Linked DNA regions of Mus musculus: region 1 is linked to region 2. The links are chromatin loops, found by intact Hi-C in ENCODE. Cell type or tissue: heart. All regions are shown on one strand. Each heading gives the region's core, and the rest is flanking DNA. Links, peaks and the distances in the headings are about the cores only. Region 1 overlaps Arsb (arylsulfatase B). Region 2 overlaps Arsb (arylsulfatase B).

The links. Peaks named below come from ENCODE experiments on the same cell type or tissue, not always from the same donor. Only the 100,000 strongest peaks of a DNase experiment are listed, where the experiment ranks them.
Region 1: it touches region 2 in a loop (2.0-fold over the local background); 3 of 42 quality-filtered maps call a loop at or near these places.

What each region holds. Positions count from the first base shown.
Region 1 is chr13:93,850,886-93,861,672 of GRCm38, forward strand. The region is part of intron 4 of Arsb (arylsulfatase B); the gene reads left to right. Among named protein-coding and RNA genes, the nearest start is that of Mir5624, 66 kb to the left of the region's middle. In heart, for the core only: CTCF peaks have their summits at 4,867 and 5,066; DNase peaks (open chromatin) are centred at 1,746 and 5,146; H3K4me3 peaks cover 532 bases; H3K27ac peaks cover 895 bases.
Region 2 is chr13:93,934,541-93,945,327 of GRCm38, forward strand. It overlaps Arsb (arylsulfatase B), which reads left to right. Exons shown (of 8, transcript NM_009712.3): 7 at 4,687-4,809; 8 at 5,926-8,476. The coding sequence ends at 6,191. Among named protein-coding and RNA genes, the nearest start is that of Lhfpl2, 120 kb to the right of the region's middle. In heart, for the core only: a CTCF peak has its summit at 4,822; DNase peaks (open chromatin) are centred at 4,971 and 6,521; H3K27ac peaks cover 1,099 bases.

The DNA.
Region 1 (10,787 bases), core at 1,010-9,009, 84 kb before region 2:
ATGCCTCTACTTCCTGCCTTGTTAACCTACTCTGCCTTTGCTGGGCACAGAGTCCAGCCCAATTCTCACCTCTTTTTTTTTTTTTTTTTTTTTTCTCCAGTCATCCTCATTAAAGTGGCTCTTGTGCTTGCTTGGGATTTCCTGCATCACCAAAGCTCACCATCACTCCTGCTGTGCTGGCCCAAGGGCTGCCTCTGGCCACATGAAAGTCTAGTATTCTGGGGACTCAGAGAGTTTTCTTTTCCTTTGGCCTTGGAGCAAGAGTCATCTGCACATCTAAAGACAATCTTTTTCTTGCACTCAGCATCTCAAATTTTTAACCAGACTGCTTCATGTTTGGGCTTATGGAGTTTTTTTTGTCTACCATTGAGTGTTTCCTCCTCTGTTCTTCGGACAGAAGTGCTGGCCAGTTCTTATAATGTTTGTCTGCCTGTCCTGATGCTGGACACCAACCACCAGTGGGATCCTTTAGCATCTGGCAAAGCTTCAGAGAAGGGCTCCGGGGAAATGGAACTGCCCGGGAAGTGGAACTGCCGGGCCCCTTAGTTCAGGTCTCACTGACTTTTCTAAGTCTCTAAAGAGAGTCAGGAAGATGCTGATATTAAGAGTGCTAGTTAACAGCAACTCTGCAGGTTTTGACACATGTAACTAATATTGCATATTTGGAAATACAAAAGCAAAATAGCCAATGCTTACCTAAACGGAATATTCTAGCTTTCTCTGATTTAGCAATCTCCGAGACTCACTGGCCTCTGCATTTTCCCTACCACATATGTAGTAATACATCTATTATTTTGAACCACAAGTCTCTTTTCCTGTCTGTTCATAGGATTTTCAGTTACTTGCTGCTGTCCTGAGCTTGCCAAACCTTCGAGTGCTTCTGCAGTAATTAGCTTATTGTTTCTCAGTTTGGTATTACTGAAAGACTAAGCTGCAGACTCGTGGAGAATTACCTGACCGTCAAGAATGGTTTTTAGGTTTGGGAGAGGAGTTAAATGATTGGTCAGTAAACACTAACACTCCCGAGGGGCCCCCAGATGTAGTTTGCCTGCAAGTTTGTAAAAAGGATAAAAAAAATTTTTTTTAAATAAAGAATTTAAAGTTGAGCATTTTCTGTAAGAGCAAACTATAAGAAAGACAGAAGATTTTACAGGTTTTATTTTTGTTTTTGTTTTTTCTAGAATACATACTTGGTCCTTCTGCTTAGTATAATAGCCACTCGGTCCTTCTGAACTGCTTCTCAGAGGACCTGGAGAACAAAGATTAAGCGTAGCATTGTTATTAAGCGTAGCATCGTTATGCTTTCGGAGAGCAGGCCGCATGCCTCCCTTTGTGCTGATCTTACAGCTTCATCTGAGGAGCTCCCAAACCTGTGCACACCCAAGCTTTAAATTACGAAAAAGTTATCTGCGCCCAGAGTGTTGTAAATTAGAACACTTTTCCGGTTCCCAGTCCCCTCATGACTTTCAGAGAGCAAGTGTTTTCAGTCTTTCAACAGACTTTTGTATCTTTTTGCCCTTAGTACATTTCAAAGAAGAGATAAGAATCTCAGCGGTCTCTCAGTATTCCAAGCAATAGACATCCCTGCCGTCAGAATGAGGAAGTTGCTCTATTTCCGCACTTACAATCCTTCTTGTGAATCCCACAGCCCTGGTTTGGCCTTTCCTCAAATCCATCTTTCTTTATCTCAGCTCTCTGGTGGCCGAGTCAGTTATTTGGTGAATGGCTGCCAAATCACTCACCTTCCCAGCATCCTCTTGGAGCCGCTCAGCAGGATCCTCCCTCGCTGGTTGCTGTCAGGATGGAGGCTGAGGCGGGTGTCCAGGGAGGCCAGCGTCTCTGGCACTTATCTTCCTTGAGTAAAGAAACCACCACAAACCCCTAGAGAGCCTCAGATGAACATCTGGATAAATATTCAGTTTCTGATGCTTCATTTGAATCTCGGGCCGTCCTTACTAAATCACACTGAACTTCATTTAAACCCATGCAAATAGAAAAAGTTCCTGAGTTTTCCCCAATAACAACAAAACCCACCATAATTCAGTCCACTCTTCCGCTTTCAAAAACTTGCTCTCAGTGTAGCATGTGATCTAGCAGGGCTCTAAGCATGGTGCCTGGGAATATAGCTCCAACATCCGGGTTTACCCGGGCCTTAATGCCTGGGTAGTGCTTCCGTGTCAGACATCATGTTAAGGTGGGTTTTGTTATCTTTGCTTTCCAGGCTCAGGGATAAAATATCCTGCCCAGATTCACAGCCCTTGCCTTGAAAGTGTTTCAGTGAAATTAACGAAGTGGAAGTGAAAACAGGTGATCACAGTCACAAAATGGCTAGGTAGATCTTGTTCACACCTAGCCATCATTCTGCTCCTGATTTCTTATGAATCTAAGTCAGAGGAGGGCTGAGGACAGGGTTCAGTGACAGAGCACTTGCCTCACATGTAGGAGACAATCAGTTACACACACACACACACACACACACACACACACACACACACACACACACACCACATACAAAAAAAGGAAAAGGAAGAAAGATAGATAATTAGTCTTTGACTAAAAAGGTCTTGATATTATGTCAAGAACCCATATAATTGAAAAAGGCCCTTGTTCTGCCTGCTCCTTGTGTCTGAGCTGTCTGCTTTGTAATGGCCATGTGACTGCCCTTCTGGTTTCAGGTTTTGTTTTGTTTTGTTTTGTTTTTTAAGATTTATTTGGGGGCTGTCAGAGCCATGAAGCTGGGGTTACAGGCAGTTGTGAGCTGCCTTACAAGGATCCCGAAAACCAAACCTGGGTCCCCTGCAGAAGTAGCGAGTACTGTTGATCACCCAGCCATCTCTCCAACAGTCTGATTTCATCTCTTTTGACAGGTCAGGTTACTGCTTACAAAGGAAGAAGGGATCTTGTCTCTTTGTCTTACTTATACCATGAGAGGAGGAATTTGTATGTCTCATACACAGGCTGCCATGTTCTAATCTAGGGGGGCTCTGCCACATGGCAGAACTGAAAATGGGTTTGCTAAGCTGCAATCTGGAGAGCCTCTTCCAGACCAGGGTTTTCCAAAGTGCTCTTCTGCAGCCCCCGTGACGCTCGGCATGACTGAGCAGGTACCCAGGGGACAAGCTATTCTTGTATTTGCAGGTTTGATACTTGCTCAAACCCTCACTGGGGCCCGATACCTCACTTGATAGTCATCTGTCTATTAGAGTAGCATCCTCTTTCTGTAAGGTCAAGGTCAGGCAATGGCTGGGCAGGGCCTTAGAGAGCCGTGTAGTGTCCAGCGTCAATTCTCAGAGTCTTCACTCGCTATTTGGAGTTGGTGGCCTTTTCTTCATGTATTTGTTCTTTTTCTGTGAGCAGGTCCTCTGTGAGGTCTTGCAAACACAAACAATAAACTTCCTTCTTAGCCCTGAGGAAAGAGGCATAAGGAGGAAAAAGCCACAAAGAGCCAATAAAGAAGATGGAGAAAAGGGTGTGGCCTGGAGAGGTTTGGGGTACTAAGTGCCAGGTTCACAAGAGGTCTGACGTTTAGGCCTTAAGGTTTGAGTCCAGCGGACATGAAGGAGGATGTGCTTATGTGAGGAAACCGGTTTATGCGAGTTAGCCTGAAAGGTCATGGTGTATTCTAACAGTGGGAGAGCTTAGTTGTGCGTGACCGAAGCGTAAGCACTCATAGGCTTGGGTGCCCACAGAGCAGGCTGAGGCCATGCGTGTAAAGGATTCTTTCTGTCAGCAGGGTTGAAGTCTCAGCTTTCCTGTGATGGGCAGTCAACTGGGCCTTTAAACATACATGAGTTTGGATCTTTAAAAAACCACCCCTGGTGGCAACTGGATGAAACCTGCTTAGCCCAGGAGCCCAGGAGGGGGACAAGCTTACCCCAGGCAGGTGGCAAGTCCACGTCCAGCCCAGGCAGAGGTGCTTGAACGTGGCCAGACAAATGTGCATTTGAGCATCCGGCTTGATGGCTACGTTCTCAGACTATCTTAGTGCAAGGATATTGAATTTCCCTAGACCTTTAGATAACACTAAGACACAGATTAATTCTCTATTTTGCATTTAGTAATGTAGAAAATGAATCCAAAAGAGTCGGCTATCAACCAGCAGGTACAGCTCTGGGACAAAGAGCCTCCCCACCCCACCTCCCTTTGCAGAACGGTGTTTCTCTACATTTACCCACCACACCCCCAAGGTTGCCCCTTGTAGAGAAGCCTGGTGAGAGGGTGAAGAAGGACACTTTGCTTTTTGGATCAGCGGGAGGAGGAGGTCTTGGGGAAGCCTGGGCTACACAGCAAAGCCACTGGACTGTCTGGGGGAGGGAGGTCCTGAGAATCAATGTTGTCATGGCTCCATTTTAATTTTTATCAGCTGGATACAGATGAGGTGTCAGTTTCATAGACTTGATGTTTTTGCTCAGATTTTTGGCTAACTGATGCTTTTCCATGGTTTCTGACAGTTATTTTTATTTGATAATGAATAATAAAGTGAGATTTGCAGTCTACATCTGACAGCATTTGTTTTATTTTGACAGTTCTTTTCTAGACAGCAAAGGTTTTATAATTAGGTTTTGTGTCTGCCAAAATGTTGCTGAAAGGAAAAAAAAAAAAAAGAACATTTCTCTGGAAAAAAAAGTTTCATAGTTTCCAGCCTGCAAAGCTGGAACCATCTTATTTTGATTTGGAAGCTTTTGCAAAAGTCAGTCAGGAAATTAAACCAAATTTTCTTTTGAAAATGAATTCTTATCAGGAGAAAATTAACCCTGGCTATGTAGAGATTTAGGAGGGAGAATTAGAAGGGGTATGCTTGAAGTATGGTATTTCAATAGTCCTTGTAAAAATCTTCATCTGGATGGATATAGGAAACTCCCTTTTCTACTGTTTTATGAGAGCACATGCATTCTTGCAGTGTAGAGGTGCCACCCCCAGGGGGCGCTGAAGCCTACACCACTCCACCACCCCCACCCCCACCACCCCACCCCCCCCCCCCCAGCACATATGGAAGAATCAGGTGGAAATCATAGGTGTGGCAATTGACAATACTTTCTGCTTAAAGCACTCTTGAAAAGCTGACAGAGGAAGCCATGTTGCTGACCGGAGCTAGGGAGGCTTATCATTGCTAATGGCAGAAACAGCGTGGCGCGATAATCACAGAAACAGTCCTACTACTCACTGCCTTGGCCCCTGGCCGACTGGTGCGAGTTCCTGCAGTAGCGGCAGTGGCCGGATTCGATTTACAATGTTTTCCTCTCTGACTCACTCCTTCAGACTACTTACGATCAGATAGATCAGATCCCAGACACAGCCGCCCTTGTCCCCACCACCTCTGATCTCCACCGCTACCACCATCCAGTACTTTCCATTGAGCACAAGTATGTGGGACCGATAACCACATAGTAACTAGTATTTCAAAGAACGGTGTCTGCTTAAAAAAGAGACAACAGCCTCGTCTGTGGTACTGTGGCACTTCTGTTTACAGCGTGTAGACAGCTGAGCAAAACAGGATCTGTGCTGCCCCAGCCATTCGTGGCACCAGGTTATAAGTATTCCCTTCTTGATCATTTTTTAAAAATAGTTTATTTCTTGAGCTTATAGTATAAGTACATCATTTCTCCCCTCCCTTTCCTCACTCCAAACTCTTCCTTATACCCCTCCTCGCTCTCGCAAATTCATGGCCTCCTTTTTCATTATGTTTTATGCATATATGTATATACATATATACTCTTAAATATATAAATACACTTCCAGTCTGTATAGTGTTGTTTGTATGTATGTTTTGGGGGATGATCACTTAGGGTTTGATAGCCAGCTGGGGTCCTCTTCACTGAAGAAGTCTATTTCTCCCACTCTCAGTACTCCTCGGCTTCGAGTGTATTGTTGAGCACATGTGGGGCTCCTTCTTTGAAGTGTTGATGTATTGGCTATAGAGTCTGACACTCTGAGTATTGAAGGTGATTTGGAATGTGTGTTTTATAAACTTGCATGAGTGATTGAACCTTGAGTTTGGGGTTGGGAGAAAATGCAATACGGGATGCATAGAGGTGGGTAAGGGGTTCAGTGCCCTGACAGCTTTTATAGAGGCCTGGGGCTTGGTTTCAGGAATTCACATAGCACCTGACTACTGCTTATAACTCCAGCTCCCAGAGACCCAGTGCTACCTTCTGACCTCTGCAGGCACCTGCACACATGTGCACATGAACTCACAGAAGAACACACACATAAATATTGAAAGAAATCAATGGAGTTTAAAGAAAAAGTCATATACACCTTTGATATCAAATTATGAGATCCATTGTCACCAGGCACATGCAGAAGAGATCTTACCTTCATCTAGCCTAACCTAAGACCCCTCTACACTCTTCTCTGTGAAGCAAAGAAAGGAGCATGTGTCAGAGACTGCATGAGAAGCCTCTGTGATAATGGATCCTAAACATCTTTTATAATAGCAATAAAAGAGGCCCCTGGAAGTGACTCTCCTCCCTCTGTCTCATGGGAGGAGTGCATTAGCTCTGCTAGGCTGATGATGTTGCTTATACCTTGCTTAGGGAAATGAAGCTCTTTTAAAAGCCCACACTACACTAGGAATGTCAGGCCCTGGCACTATAAGGCAGAGACTGGAGCTCAGAAGTCCTCACTAGATGCCTAGCTTTTCCATTCTCAGCTACTTCCTCCTCCTTCTCCTCCTCCTCCTCTATCCTCTTCTTCCTCCTCTTCTTCTTCCTCCTCTTCTTCCTCTTCCTCCTCCTCTTCTTCCTCTTCCTCCTCCTCTTCTTCATCCTCTTCTTCCTCTTCCTCCTCCTCCTCTTCTTATTCCTCCTCTTCCTTCTCCTCTTCTTCCTCCCCCTCTTCCTCCTCTTCTTCCTCCTCCTCTTCTTCCTCTTCCTCCTCCTCTTCTTATTCTTCCTCTTCCTCCTCCTCTTCTTCCTCCTCCTCTTCCTCCTTCTCCTCCTCTTTCTCCTCTTCCTCCTCTTCTCCATTTCACAAGATCATTATAATCTAGACTTTTGGAAATAGCTGTGGATATGATAATAGTCACAACTATTTATTGAACACTCAGGAATTAGGAGCCTTGGCAAAAATAATCCTAAATGGTATAATGCTGTGGGAAATAAAATAAAAAATAAAGAACTCAGCAAGCTCCTGCTCTTGTTCCGGGCACCTCTCTACCTTGATGGTCTGGCTGGCCATGCACTGGTGGGCAATGGCTGACCTGTTTTTACCTCTGACTCAGAGCTCCAAAATCTTTCCATCCAGCTCTCTAGGTTCCCATAGATGGGTGGTTACCACACCAGCCCCATGCTTCAAAGCCCTGTGACCTTTGTTGCACCTCAGGCAAACCCACACTTTGCCACTGTCCCTTTCTCTCTTGAACCCAGATGAGCCTCTGCATGAAGGAAAATGGAACACAATCGCTGGGTGCAACAACTAAAATCCTAACTTGTAAGCCTTATTAAATTTAAATCAGGTGGCAAATCCCAATGGATCCACCTTTGAAACTGGGAGACACTCATAATTACATCTTGTCCTCATGCTATCCCTGTCCAAAGAGGACCTAACTCTCTCCTGCTTCCTCTTTTCCTCTGTCCAACCTAGAAGTCCCTCCTATTTGCCCAGTGACTGGCTCCTGTATTTATTAGATGATTGGTTCATAAGAACAGCACCAGTCATATCCACAAAAGTATAATTTTATTCTAACCTTAAAACAGGAGGAAGAAATTATAGTCTTCACAAGGAAGATGGAGAAACTGAGGTAGCATGCTGTCCCTGGTCACCCAGTAGTGAGTAGCTGCCCTTAGCTGTCAGTTATGTCTCTGTCTAATCTTAGGCTTTGGAATCTTGTGAAATCCAAGTGGTACCTGATGTTGAGTTAGTACTTAAACGTTTTGAGTTATTGTTTTCCATAGACACCCTGTGCTGTATTATAGAGTCCTCTGTATTCAATGCTTAGGGCTCTGTTTCAGTCCACTATGTCCACCATGGTCTGAAAAATAGTAAGTGGAAACTTACAAAATAAATAGCTTCCAAATTTTTGTTTTTGTTTTTGTTTTTTTTCAAGACAGGGTTTCTCTGTATAGCCCTGGCTGTCCTGGAACTCACTTTGTAGACCAGGCTGGCCTCGAACTCAGAAATCCGCCTGCCTCTGCCTCCCAAGTGCTGGGATTAAAGGCGTGTGCCACCACGCCCGGCAGCTTCCAAGTTTTAAACTGCACTTCCTTCTGCATGGAAACTTGTAGTGCAATGCAGTCTTCTGTCCCACTGGTATGTGGAATGTTCCTTCATGCACATATAGTGTGGTAACCAGGTACACAAGAGCAACCACAGGCACAAAGCTTTGAGATTGGGTCTTTCTGTATCATCTAGGCTGCTCTCAAATGCCTGGACTGAGAAACATCTTCCTTCCTCAGCTAGGACAACAGCCTTTGCCACTGAACACTTTTAAAATAACTTTTACAACAGTATACTATAATTGTTCTATTTCATTGTTATTGTTGTTGATAGTGACTGTGCCTAACTTAGAAACCATACTTTATGCGGCAGGAGAAATGGGTCAGCAGTTAAGAACACTGGCTGCTCTTCCAGAGAAACTGGGTTCAGTTCCCAGTCCCCACATGGTGGCTCACAGGCATGCACATGTTGCACAGACATACATGCAGATGAAACACCCATACATATAAAAATAAAAAATAAAAATTAAAGGAAAATAAATTGGACTTTATTATAGGTGTATGTATAGGAAAAAAACAGAGTGTGGTTCCCCGGGTTTCAGGTATCCACAGGATGTCTTAGCATCCCCAAGGACAAGAGAGTTCTGTGTGGAATGTTCTATGGAGCAAGTTAGTCCTACTACCCTCTTATGATTCACTTGAACAATGGTGGTTTTGAAAAGTAATGCTTAAGTATAATATGCATGCACATAAAATTTTTGCATATATTTGCATATCTAAGTATTTGTATGAAGTTACCTTAGCACCTGGGTACTTTGGAAAGAAATATGATTCTACAAATTTGGAACACAAGAAATACCACTGCTTCTTCTCTATAGTCCAAACTCAGTGCTTAGTCCTGAGCCCTCACCTGGCTCATAAGAGAAGTGAAGCCCTTCCCTGCCTTCCCTGGTGTGCTGTGAATAAAGTTTCATCTCGCCAACCTGCAGAGAAGGAAGGGACTGGGCCCACTTCTCCTCCCAGCTGCCCTGTTTGTAGGCTTTGAAGAAGCCGTTGCCTTTCCCAATTAAGAAAGGGCTCTGGTTACTAGAGAATGGGTTGATAATTCAGACACCAGTTTCAGTGCTAGAAGTTTTCTTCCAGGGCTCTGTCTCTGTCTCTGTCTCTGTCTCTGTCTCTGTCTCTGTCTCTGTCTCTCTCTCTCTCTCTCTCTGTGTGTGTGTGTGTGTGTGTGTGTGTGTGTGTGTGTGTGTGTGTGTGTGTAGCTCTGGCTATCCTGGAACTCACTGTGTAGACTAGGCTGATCTAGATCTCAAAGATCCACCTGTGTCTGTCTTCAGAGTGCTGGGATTCAAGGCATGTGTCACCATGCTCAGTGCTCCAAGACAAATCTTAAAAGGTCTGCTGTCCTCTTCTGAAGGAGCATTGGGTCACCAAGTGAGGCGCCCCTGAGTTTTCTCCTGAGCTGTGAACCCCAGTTCTCATCTCCTGCAGCATGCATTGTTTTCCAGTGCAGGCACACTCATCCATTACTTTGCCCAAGCTTATTCACGCTGGAACTCATAGAGGATTAAAGGTCTTTTATCAGTTACATGTCGTGTTGGAGCCTGGTTATCTCTGGCACTGGAGCACAGTATCCAGTGGGAGAGGAGTAGAGAGCTAGAGGCAGGGGAGATTTTCATCATCTTCTTCGAGAACCATTTAACAAGAGTTTCGTGGAAACCTATCCTTGAATGCACTCTAAAAGGTAAAACAGCTGGAAAGTATACCATGCCTCACTTTTTAGAGTCTGGACACTCTTAGGCAAAGTCCTTGAAACCCTGACTACCATTTGAAAAGATGGGGAGGCAAGACAGGGTCATGAATAATCAAGGAGTTAACATCCAGAAAGATACTTCAGCCTTTAAGATTGCTGGGGGAGGGGCATGCTGGAGAGATGGCTCAAATGTTGAAAGTCTTGAATGCTCCTCCTGAGGACCTGGGTTCCATTCCCAGCACCCACATGGCAGCTCAGTTCTGAGGAGTCTAACACCCTCACACAGACATACAGGCAAAACGCCAATGCACATAAAATAAAAATGAATAAATTATCACTTTAAAAAAAGAGCTTGTACTGCTCTTGCTGAAGACCTAGTTACCTTTACACAAAAGGTAACTAGGCTGTGGCTCACAACCCCCTGCAACCCCAGGTCTGGAACTTCTAACCTCCACAGGTGCCTACATTCAGATGTCCATACACACATACAGACACTCACTCACATATAGTTCAAGATGTTTTTAAGAGAGCAGTAGCATTGTCATCCTCCACCCCCACCCCATCCCCAGTAACAGACAGAGCCTCAGAGATAAGGAGTTTCTATGAAAGCAGAGAGCATTGCGATGGAATTGTGGTTTTTTTGGTAGCCATGAGCAATTTTAAAGAGGTTGGCACATGGGGTACTTTTTGAATGAAAATTGAGGAAGCTTGCTGAGTTATTTTGAAGCAATAACCCTTGACCTAAAAGATGAGAAGCAGGAACAGCACTAGGCCAAGATTGACAGTTATTGGATAGACGTCCTGGCAGGATTATTCTTGAATAAGGTAACATGCCCTCTTCCACCCCTGCCCCCTCAAGATCGTGAGGTAACATG
Region 2 (10,787 bases), core at 1,115-9,114:
GCTGGTGCCTGAAGCACAGCCCAGCACAGACACAGCCCACTGCCAGCATCGTGGAGAGGCCCCCTGGATACTGGAGCTTTAAGGACAGACTCAGCCCTTGGGGCAGTTGGCAAGGGTATCACAACAGATGAGTGCAGAGAAGACAGCCTTTTGCACTGAATGATGTTTAAATAGTTAAAATCCATATCTGAAAGAAGAAGAAGAAGAAGGAGAAGGAGAAGGAGAAGGAGAAGGAGAAGGAGAAGGAGAAGAAGAAGAAGAAGAAGAAGAAGAAGAAGAAGAAGAAGAAGAAGAAGAAGAAGAAAAGGAAGACTCTTGATTCCTACCCTTCTTCATAGACAGAAATCACCTCTTCGTGGGTTTCAAAATCCAACGTAAGATAAAGGTGTTGGCTTTTCACCAGTGGACTGTCTCCAGTGATGGCAGTGGAGGAAGCAGCCAAACCAGGCTGGTTCCCGTTGCTACATATGATTTAATTAATCATGTAACAGTTTTGTGGGCATGACTTATCAGACTAAACATTTTTGAATTAAAAGGAGCCAGAAGTAAAGGTAAAATACTGCATACTCTCTGTTCACAGAGAGTTCAAAAGCAGGCAGAGGGCGTCTTTGCTGTCCAGAGATAAGTCACAGGTCCCTTGGAGAGAGGAGGGAGTGTCTGGAAGCCCAGCCACGGGTCCGACACCCTGGTGATGCTCAACCTCCTCTCTGTCAGGCTGTGCATCTGTGATCTGCACTATTTTCCCTACAGGGCTGTAGAAGGGTGTGTATAAGAACTCCTTTCTTTAGCACTGAAAAAATGGTTCTTGTTGAATAAATTCTTCACAAAGATGAAGTTCTTTCAAGAATTTTTAGGTGGTACAGGACTCAGAGGAATGGGGATCATCTGATAGGAGAGCCAATTGCTGTGTTGGAAAAGCATGGACCTTCAAGTGGTCAGTTCTAGACACAGACCCCAGAGAAGCTCCATTCCTTGTGTAAGAAGTTGGCAGTAGTACTCACGTGGGGTAATCAATACCAGACACAAAATGAAGTGGGCTGAGAACATCAACAGAGAAACAGATTAACATGCTGAGGTATGTTGTATAGTGAATTTAAACAGTGAAGAGGCATACGTGCACTTATATAATTACAAAACTCTAGAGAGGGAATGATAGTTATAGCATGTGTATAATAACACATGTGTGTAAAGTATGACACAGGGCTGTGCATATTCCTCAACACACGCACATGGGCCTGCACTTTGAAATGTCTGAGGATGCCTAGAAGCTATAGGAACAACAGCATGTGGAACAGACAACTGATGGCAACAACAGACAACAAAGGAGACTTCAACTTGATCTTGTTGTCCAGTTTCTTTTGTTAAAAAAGCAGTGTGGGGCTGGGGGTGGCTCCTTGGGTAAAGGGCGCCTGCCGCCAAGCCAGACAACCTCAGTTCAAGCCCCTGGATCCACATGATGGAGGGAGAGAAATAACTCAAGCTGTTCACTGATCTCCACATGCCACGGTGACACATGCACGCCTGTGCACACATATGCACATACACAAGCACACACATACACCCACACGCACACAAACAAATTTGTGTAAAATAAATAAAATGTAAGAGCAGTTTTTTGAAGGAAATGTGGCCAACTATTAACATCTGTTCACATGGTGACCGTTCTAGGGAGTTAGTATCCTTTGACATGCTCTCTGTGTTCAGTCACTCAAAAGCAGAGAAATAAAGTTGAGATAATAGTATCATTCATCATTTAGTCTAGACGTGTCGTTTAGGTATTCTCTGCTCCTGTTTGTTTTCAGAAAAACATGTATATAAATGTAAGTAGTGCAGCAATAGCAGCTCCCTCCCTTCTGTTTATGTTCACCAAGTCATGCTTGTTTTATTTAATACCCAAAATGTTTGATATTGAAATGTGCCCTTTATACAAACTCGTGAGGGAGATTCACGGTTTTATCCAAGCCTGTGCGCCAGCCATGAACCCCCTTCCTGTGATGCACATCTCCACCTGTCTCCATCACTAGAAGCATCCGTTTGTGTTACAGCCAAAATATTTGCAAGCAAAGAAGCAAGAAATTAGCCAGGTTTTCCTTGTGGGTGCCTATTAAGACTGAAACCGCTGATGTGTGCTGGATCGGTGCCCAGACTTGGAAAGACTGGCAAGGGATAGGACTTTCACCTTTTCCATGGCCTGCAGAACCTGTGCCAAACCCTGCATCAAATCCAGGGAGCCCTGAAGCTCTGTAGAGCATGGCACAACATACCAAGTTTTGTTGTCCTTTGACTGGCCTGGTCTTGAACTCCCATCTGCCTTTCACCTCCTCGGTGGAGTGTGGACTTCCTTGTTTTGGTCTGTGCTCTGGCAGGTGCTGGGGTCTTGACTGTCTTAGGCAAGGGCTCTGCAGCTAAGCTCTGCCCCCAGCCCTGTTTTACTTCATTGTCTTTGAGTCTGCACTTTTACAGGCATAACCACACAGCCTGGCATGCACTTACTAACCTGTCTACTTGTTCAGTAAAACAAGGGGACCTTCTGAAGTATTCCCAGGACAACTGCCTTGACTACATTTGAAAAGTTAAGAAAGAAATGTGAACTTAAAACAGACTAAATAGTATTCAGTGAGGTCCAAAAGTTGAAGCTTATAGATATGTAAATATGTACTCATGGTCATGAGTACACCCATCCCTTGTCATCACGGGTCAGCAATGTCCTCAGCTAAAGGGACCTGTACAGATGAGAGAAGAAGTTAGCCAGAAAGAACAGACTGAGTGTGCTCAGCTGAAACCCTTTCCTGGGTCTAAGTGAGAGCCAGCGTGTGTCCCAGATTCTTGCACGCGCTCAACTGGCCAGGAAGAACGACGCTGCAACAGGATCCTTCTGCACACATTTATTGGGAGAGCATTGATTGCATAGGCGAAAGAAGAACAATGAACAAGGAAAATGATGCTGCTTATATACCCCTCCATGTGATGTGTCAGCTCCTGATTAGCTGCTCACTCATTACCCCACTACTACGCCCCGGGATGGGCAGTGACTTGGCACGAATTTACTCTTGCACCTGCACACATTACTTGTTTACCAGTTAGGCACAGCGGAGGCTCATGATGGCAATTGCTCACGGCTCCCCACACCAGATGTTTGCAGTCTGATCCTCACCGTGTGCTGTAAGGGAGCCCTGAGATTGTCCAGTTACTATAGCTAAGTGAAAGCCAAGGGCCAGCCACTCGCACAGCTCTTTCTACTGTGAGCCAAAGCCACATTCTCTAGAGGCAGTTTCATCACTAGAGAGGTGATAATTAAGCTCAGTCTATCTGGCTCTGGCTCTGGCTCTTTTTTTTTTTAAGATTTATTAATTGTGTTTATATGAGTATATGAATACACTGTCACTGTCTTCAGACACACCAGAAGAGGACATTGGATCTCATTACAGATGGTTGCGAGCCACCATGTGGTTGCTGGGAATTGAACTCAGGACCTCTGTAAAAACAGTCAGTGCTCTTAACTGCTGAGCCATCTCTCCAGCCCTGGCTCTGGCTCTTAATGGGTTCTAAACTTGAGAGGAGGATGAATATTAATAACTGCCCCCTCAGAAACTTGATCAACTGCTATAAGACCTTAAAATGATAAATTAATATAATCCATGTGTCTTAGTTAGGCTTTCCCTTGCTGTGAAGAGACACCCCAACCAAGGCAACTGTATAAAGGAAAGCATTTCGTTGAGGCTGGCTTACAGGTTCAGAGGTTCAGTCCTTTATCATGGCAGGGAGCTTGGCAGTGTGCAGTCAGGCATGGTGTAGGAGGAGCTGAGAGTTCTACATCTTGATCCAAAAGCAGCAGGAGACTGTCTTCCTGGGCAGCCAGGAAGAGGCTCCCTAATTCCACTCTGGGGAAAGCTTGGGCATTAGGAGACGTTAAAGCCCACCCCACAGTGACACACTTCCTCCAACAAGGTCACACCTCCTGATAGTGGCAAGCATTCAAATGCTTAAGTCTCCGGAGCCCAAACCCATTCAAACCACCACTACTTTATATGCTCAAACAGTTTCTATACCCATAGTTATTCTGTTGAATAGTTAAAAACACTGCTCACTAATTTTTACATTTCATGAATGGTTTAAAAAGAAATGCATCTGTAGTTTTTTTGTACTATGCTTAACCTCTCCTAGCTTGTCAGAGACTTCAAAAAATGTGCATTTTATAATTTTATATACTATCTGCAAAGGTACAACCATTCGCAGAAAATGTATTTCACTTACACATTTAAGAGGAAAAAGAACACACATATTCTTGCACACTCATGCACACACACACACGTGCGTGCTCATGCACACACACCCATACCACACACTCATGCTTGTGCACACAACCGCTGCCCAGCTCCGTTCCTGTAGTAGACACTGCTATGCACATGGCTCTGCATGTTGGCGGGAGGCAATGATTTTAAGGATGGATTAGCCTTCTAATCTCCTTGGGATTTCCTTTATATTTGTGGTGGTTTATGACTGACATCTAATGTAACTATACTTTGTGTTTGTATTTAATAAAAGATTCGTTTCTGTGGCAGGACACACATTTGTACTCTGGTGTTGAACAAAGGCTACTGTTCTGCAAGAAGGGTATAAAATGTTGATTTATAATGACACAGGCCAATAACAGCAATCTAATTCTTCCAAACTATTTCTTCCCAGGTCCTGGCAAGAACATGACTCCAGCAAAGGACGATTCTTTTCCGTTAGAACATTCTGCCTTTAACACGTCTATCCATGCTGGGATCAGATACAAAAATTGGAAACTCCTCACGGGCCACCCAGGTAGAATGCTTCGCTCCCTTCCTGTGGCCACCAGAGTAGGGCAGTGTCCTCAGCCTGTCCTCTGGGCCTTCATTCCCTGGACTGTGTCCATAGAAAGGGAAGTCCTTATCACTGGCTACACCCTCCTCCTCCTCCTTGCCTAGCCGGCTCCTCAAGGCTCCCTGCCAACCCCTCAGTTTGCTCAGACATCTGAAATGTCAACTAGTCCTTCAGATCTTTTACAGTCCCTGCAGATCTTAAGGAAGCAGCTATCTGCTTGTGGTTTCATGGCCTTCTTTTAAGCCTCTGTCTGGTCCATATTACACAACTTCTGTTGTCTGCCTAAGTAGACTTCCCACCAAACAGAACAGTGAGAGAACGCTCACCAAAATGAGAGCTGACTCACTTTTTTTTTGTAATATATCTCTGAAGCTGCAGGGTGGGGGAGTGGCTTCCGCTGCTCATTCTGACCGTCCTCCGAGTTGATATTTGTTGTTGTTGATGATGATGATGATGTCATCTGTAGTGGGGTTAAGAGGAGAAAATCCCACTTGGGTGCTTCATAAACATATATGGATTTTTAGACATGTGTGACTGTCAAACATAGCACACCCAGCCAGCTGTAGATCTTCACCAATTCTCTGGCTGGGGAGAGTCTGCTTCCCCTCCCCCTTCCTTAGAAAGGGACAGCTTCACTGTTTTGTAAATATGGGATATTTCCACAGGCTCTGATGCAGTGTAGCAATGCTTAGTTCGTGAGTGTTCTTGGTGTTTACAATGACAGTTCATTGTTTGGGACTGTCCCATGCATTGCGAGAGATCTTAGAATTACTGTGCTGTTGCTTGATAGCAGGAGTACCCTCATTGCCCCAGCCATCGTGACAACTAACACCCCCATCCTGCTTCCACCCCACATATAGTTTTTAATGTCCCTTGTAACGCTATAGGATCCGTATCATCATGGCATGGAAATCGTATTCTGAACTCGACATCAGAAGGCACAGGTTTTTTGTTTGTTTCTTGATGTACGACCATACCCACAAAGCCAAGGAAGCCTTGTACCCAGATTCCTGAAATTAGAACCCACCAACAGTGCCCCCCACACACACACACACTAAAGTTTAATTTCTTTACCAGGCTGTGGTTACTGGTTCCCGCCTCCGTCTCAGTCCAACGTCTCTGAGATACCTCCAGTGGACCCACCAACCAAGACTCTCTGGCTTTTTGATATCAATCAGGACCCTGAAGAAAGACACGACGTGTCCCGAGAGCACCCCCACATCGTCCAGAACCTTCTTTCCCGCCTGCAGTACTACCATGAACATTCTGTGCCTTCTCACTTCCCACCCTTGGACCCCCGCTGCGATCCCAAGAGCACTGGTGTGTGGAGCCCCTGGATGTAGGGCTCTGGGGAGTAAGGGGGGCTGGAGCCCATTTCTGGGCAGGCTAGACCTCAGGCCCCTACTCCCCTGGCTTCTCTTCTTTATCATCCCCCACCCTGTCACCTGGCCCTCATGCTACATAACCCACCAAAGGAGTCCAATTTCAACCCACAGTACATTCTAAAAGCCAGTAAAATCTGGAAGGATCTTGCTGTTGGCTGGAGTTAGTGTCTGGGGCCAGGGTGGCCGGGTTCATCCTGCTTCCTAAACTACAGACGCTGGGAACTTGACATAGGAAGTTATCCCTGAGTCCTGGAGGCCAGGACAGCTGGCTCTTTTTGCTTCACAAGTCAGCTGTTAGAACTCCCTCTGCTAATAACCAGCTTTATTGGCAAGACACATTTCTTGTAACAAAGGCAGGGAGCAGATGTTGCTAGTGGTTCTGTTGGCTGTGAGTGCTCCCTGTCTGTGAGCTCTTACTCGGGCTTTCCGCACCCATGACCCTAACCCTAACCCTAACCCTAACCCTAACCCTAACCCTAACCCTAACCCTAGCCCTAGCCCTAGCCCTAGCCCTAGCCCTAACCCATCCGCTCACTCATCTTCCTGTGGAGCGCACAGCCCATTGCAGTAAGCCAGCATGGAGACATGCCTGTGCCGTGGTTTTGGTTTCCATGATAACTAAATGTGTTTTTATCTCCACCCCCACCCCCACCCACTATTGCTCATTCTGTCTAGACTTCTGCTACCCAGCTTGTGTGGCTCTGTTCCTGTCATGCCTTTGGACTTCACTGTCCTGTGCCTGAGGTCTCTCTCCCCTCTGCTTCACCCATTCTGAGCTTTAGGATAGTCCTAAGCCCTGCCCAGAGGAGGTGGACTGGTCATTCTGTGTCCATGCTAATGGGAGTTGTGGGTCTGTGGCATCTGCTAAGGAGGATTATTCACAGTTGCATGGAATCTGTCAAGATTGTGGCTATATCTCCCACTATGCCATGGTCTATGCTGTTTTCTCAAGCAGTGGCAAGAAAGGCCAGGATAGCACTTCTTCGCCCTGAGCAGTCTCAGAAAGGAAGTGGCCATGGAATGTTGGCCTCAGTAAGGCAGAGGAGACACCATCCATGTCCCTTTCATTCTCTGTTTCACTGCCCTGTTCTGGGGCTCTGGATTCTGGGCTTGGAGAATGAGGATACACTATTTGACTGTCAGCCCTTTCTCAGACCCTCATACATCTTACCGATGTGAGTCCACCAGATTCGCAGCAGGGTGTGTCAAACCCAGTGGTACTTCTCATTAACACCTCTGTCTCATTCACAGTTTATCACCAACATCAGCAACCATGTCTGCGACATAATAGATAGCCAGTACTTTTTAAAAATGAATTAATAAACAAAGTAAACGAGAAAGAGTTACCTGGCATTTACTAGTCCAGTGAGCTGACTGTAAGGGCAGAATAAATATCCTCCAGCCCTTCCGATTCTGTCCTCAAGCTGTCCCCTCCCACCTCTGCGCTAGCGGGAGAATGATCTGGGCAGTCAATGAATGGCAGGTCTGTGATGGCCTCTGCAGGTAGACAAAAGAGAATTCTGCTTCCCGGGAAGTCTCCTTTGCCAGCAATCTCCATTTCCATTCTTCACTGCACACTAGGAATTAAAACCACCAAATAATATGATATGCACAGTCATCTTCAGTTCAGTAGCAGCATCTCCTGGTCATTAATATTCTGTATTTTATTATGGTAAGAGTATTATAAGAAAATGGTACTATGGCTAATGACATCTTTTACCAACCTTTACCCAACTTGGCTGACATATAGCCTGCCATTAGGACACTTTTTACTCCAAAGACTGTGACAGAGTCTGAGTGACATGAGTCTGAATACTCCTCCTGTGTCCTCCTGTAGCTATAGGTGGACTGACGGTCCCTACTTCATAACACCTACCTGATCGTTCCTTAGTGTTCTCAGAACAGCTGTCCTCAGTTCCAGCTGTGACTGTAGGCAGTGTTTGGAATATTAGCATAACTAATGGATTTAAGAAGACTTTCAGAAAGTGATTCTTAAAAATAACTGGAGGTTTTGTCTGATAAAACAAATAGAATGGAATATGTCTCAGATTATATCTCATTGGATTTTCATGTTTGATACAAAAGTAAAAGCTTGATAACCTATTTTTAGAGATATTAATGTTAGTTCTTTCCAATTTTGTTTAACCTTGAAGATTTTATTTAACTTGTGAACTTACTCCTTTGTTATGCCATGATTGTTCCAGATTTGAGGAACAAAATAAAATAAAATCTTTCTAAAACTATGTCAGCCTTGGACATGGGGTCTCTCCTTGTGATGGTTGAAAGTTCAGGAGCTTGGAGCAGTGGTAGTTGAATGTCACAAATGTCCCCAAGGTGCTGGTATGCTTTAAGGCAAGGAAAAAGATAAGACTTGTATAATAGAAGCACTGCCATGGTTTTTTTTTAACTTGCCAGTTTTTTGTTTTTGTTTTTGTTTTTTTGCAAAAAACAAACACTGCTTTTAATCACATTCAAGGGTGAGCAGTTAGGTAAGAAAAGCTGAATGAGATGCAGGCTTCACACTCCACCGAATCAGTGAGACTAAGAAGTTGCCAGTTTTATATTATGTGGATTATATCTCAACACATATCTTACACAAATACAGTAAAAATATAAGAGTTTTTGTAATATGTCAGGGCCATTGAGGTTGCTCAAAGGATAGACAGCTTACCCCGCAAGATGGACACCTGACCTCATAGAAGGGTGGAGAGAGAGGACTGACTCCAGAGGTGTGCCCTCCAACATCTGTGCCATGTCATAAACACCCACTTCATACACACATCCACAATGAGAGACATGCACGTGCATGAATGTGCATATGGGTGCCAGAGAAGCCAAAAGATGTGAGGTCCCCTTCAACTGGAGTTAACGGACAGCTGGGAGCCTTCTGCCTTAGGTGGAAAAGCTGAACCTGCGTTCTCTGGAAGATTGGGCAGTGCTCTTAACAGCCGCACCATCTCCCTACATCCATTTTATGTCTTCTTTACAGGATTCATTAAAGGATCAGCTCAAATATCCATCAACACATAAGTGGGTAATAAAACATGGTATATACAAAGCAGAGTGTCTCCCAGTCACAAAAAGAAATGGAGTTTTCATACATTCTATAATTTGTATTAACTTTTATCTTAGTTAGGGGTTCATTACTGTGAAGAGCCACCATGACCATGGCAACTCTTCTAAAGGAAAACATTTCATTGGGGCTGGCTTACAGGATCAGAGGTTCATCCGTTATCCTCACGGCAGGAAACATGGCAGCGTGCAGGCAGACATGGGGCTGGCGAAAGAGCTGAGAGCTCTACAACTTGATCCACAGGGAGCAGAAGGAGACTGTGTGTCACACTAGGTGTAGCTTTGAGACCTCAAAGCCTGCCTCCACAGTGACACACCTCCTCCAACAAGACCACACCTCCTAATAGTGACACTCCCTATGACCCACGCATTCAAACAGATGAGTCTATGGGGGCCGTTCCTATTTAACCCACCACAACTTTGAAAACATTATGAGAAGTGGAAGACATTGAGCATGAAGGACAAATACTGCGTAATCCCAGTGGCGTGAATTATTAAGAACAGGAAAATACAGGGCCAATGAGTAAGCAAAGGTGCTTGCTGCTGAGGCTGGTGACCTAAGTTCAGGCCTCAGGAACTCCATTGTGGAAGGAGAAAGCTGACCCCACAACTGGTCCTCTGCCCTCCCTGTGCCACTGAAGGGACTCTGGGCAGCTTGGGTGTGATGAGCATGGCTCTGGCAAGCCTTGCCCTTCTCTCCCCATTCCCTCTGCCTTGCTAAACCGTTAGGTTACATTCCTAAGGCTAGCCCCCAAGGCTATTCCCTTATTTGGCTACTTCCTCCTCCTGAAGCTGACTACCAAGGTCCAGCTATCAAAATACTGAAATTCAGCAATCAAAAGCCCCTTTTGACTCACCTAATTAAGATGTCAATTAAAATTAAACACCTCATCTTAACATGGGGTTCCCCTTTCACCTTTATAAGCCACCATTTTCCTATGGGCCATGTTTGTCTCCTCTCTATCCTGAGGCAGTCCTTGGTCCCACTCCAGGACAGATATTCCTCCCCTTGTCCCTTGTACCTTCTCCTTTTCTCTCTCTCTCTCTCTCTCTCTCTCTCTCTCTCTCTCTCTCTCTCTCTCTCTCCTATCTTTCTCTTATTCTCTGCCCTTTGTCCCCCTGGGGCAAATAAACCTCCTTTGGCCTGAGAACTTGGTCTTGGGGGGTTCTTAGCCAATATTGGTCTCTTCAGCCACAGCACACATGTGGTGACTTCAGGCCCCAACACATACTAAATAAATAAATGTATAAAAAATAGAAAAGAAAAGAAAAAGTTTCAAAGAACATGCAGATTCAAATTCATAGAGGAAAAAAGAGTGTAACCTATTACTAAGGTCTTGGGGAGTGAAGAGTGGGAAGACATTGCCCAGGGGTACAGGATTTCTGAAGAAAGTATAGAAGGAGGTAGTGATTTCAGTTACCTAACACTGAGTGTAACCAATACCATTGAATTGGTTACCATAATGGCTGATTTTGTCATCT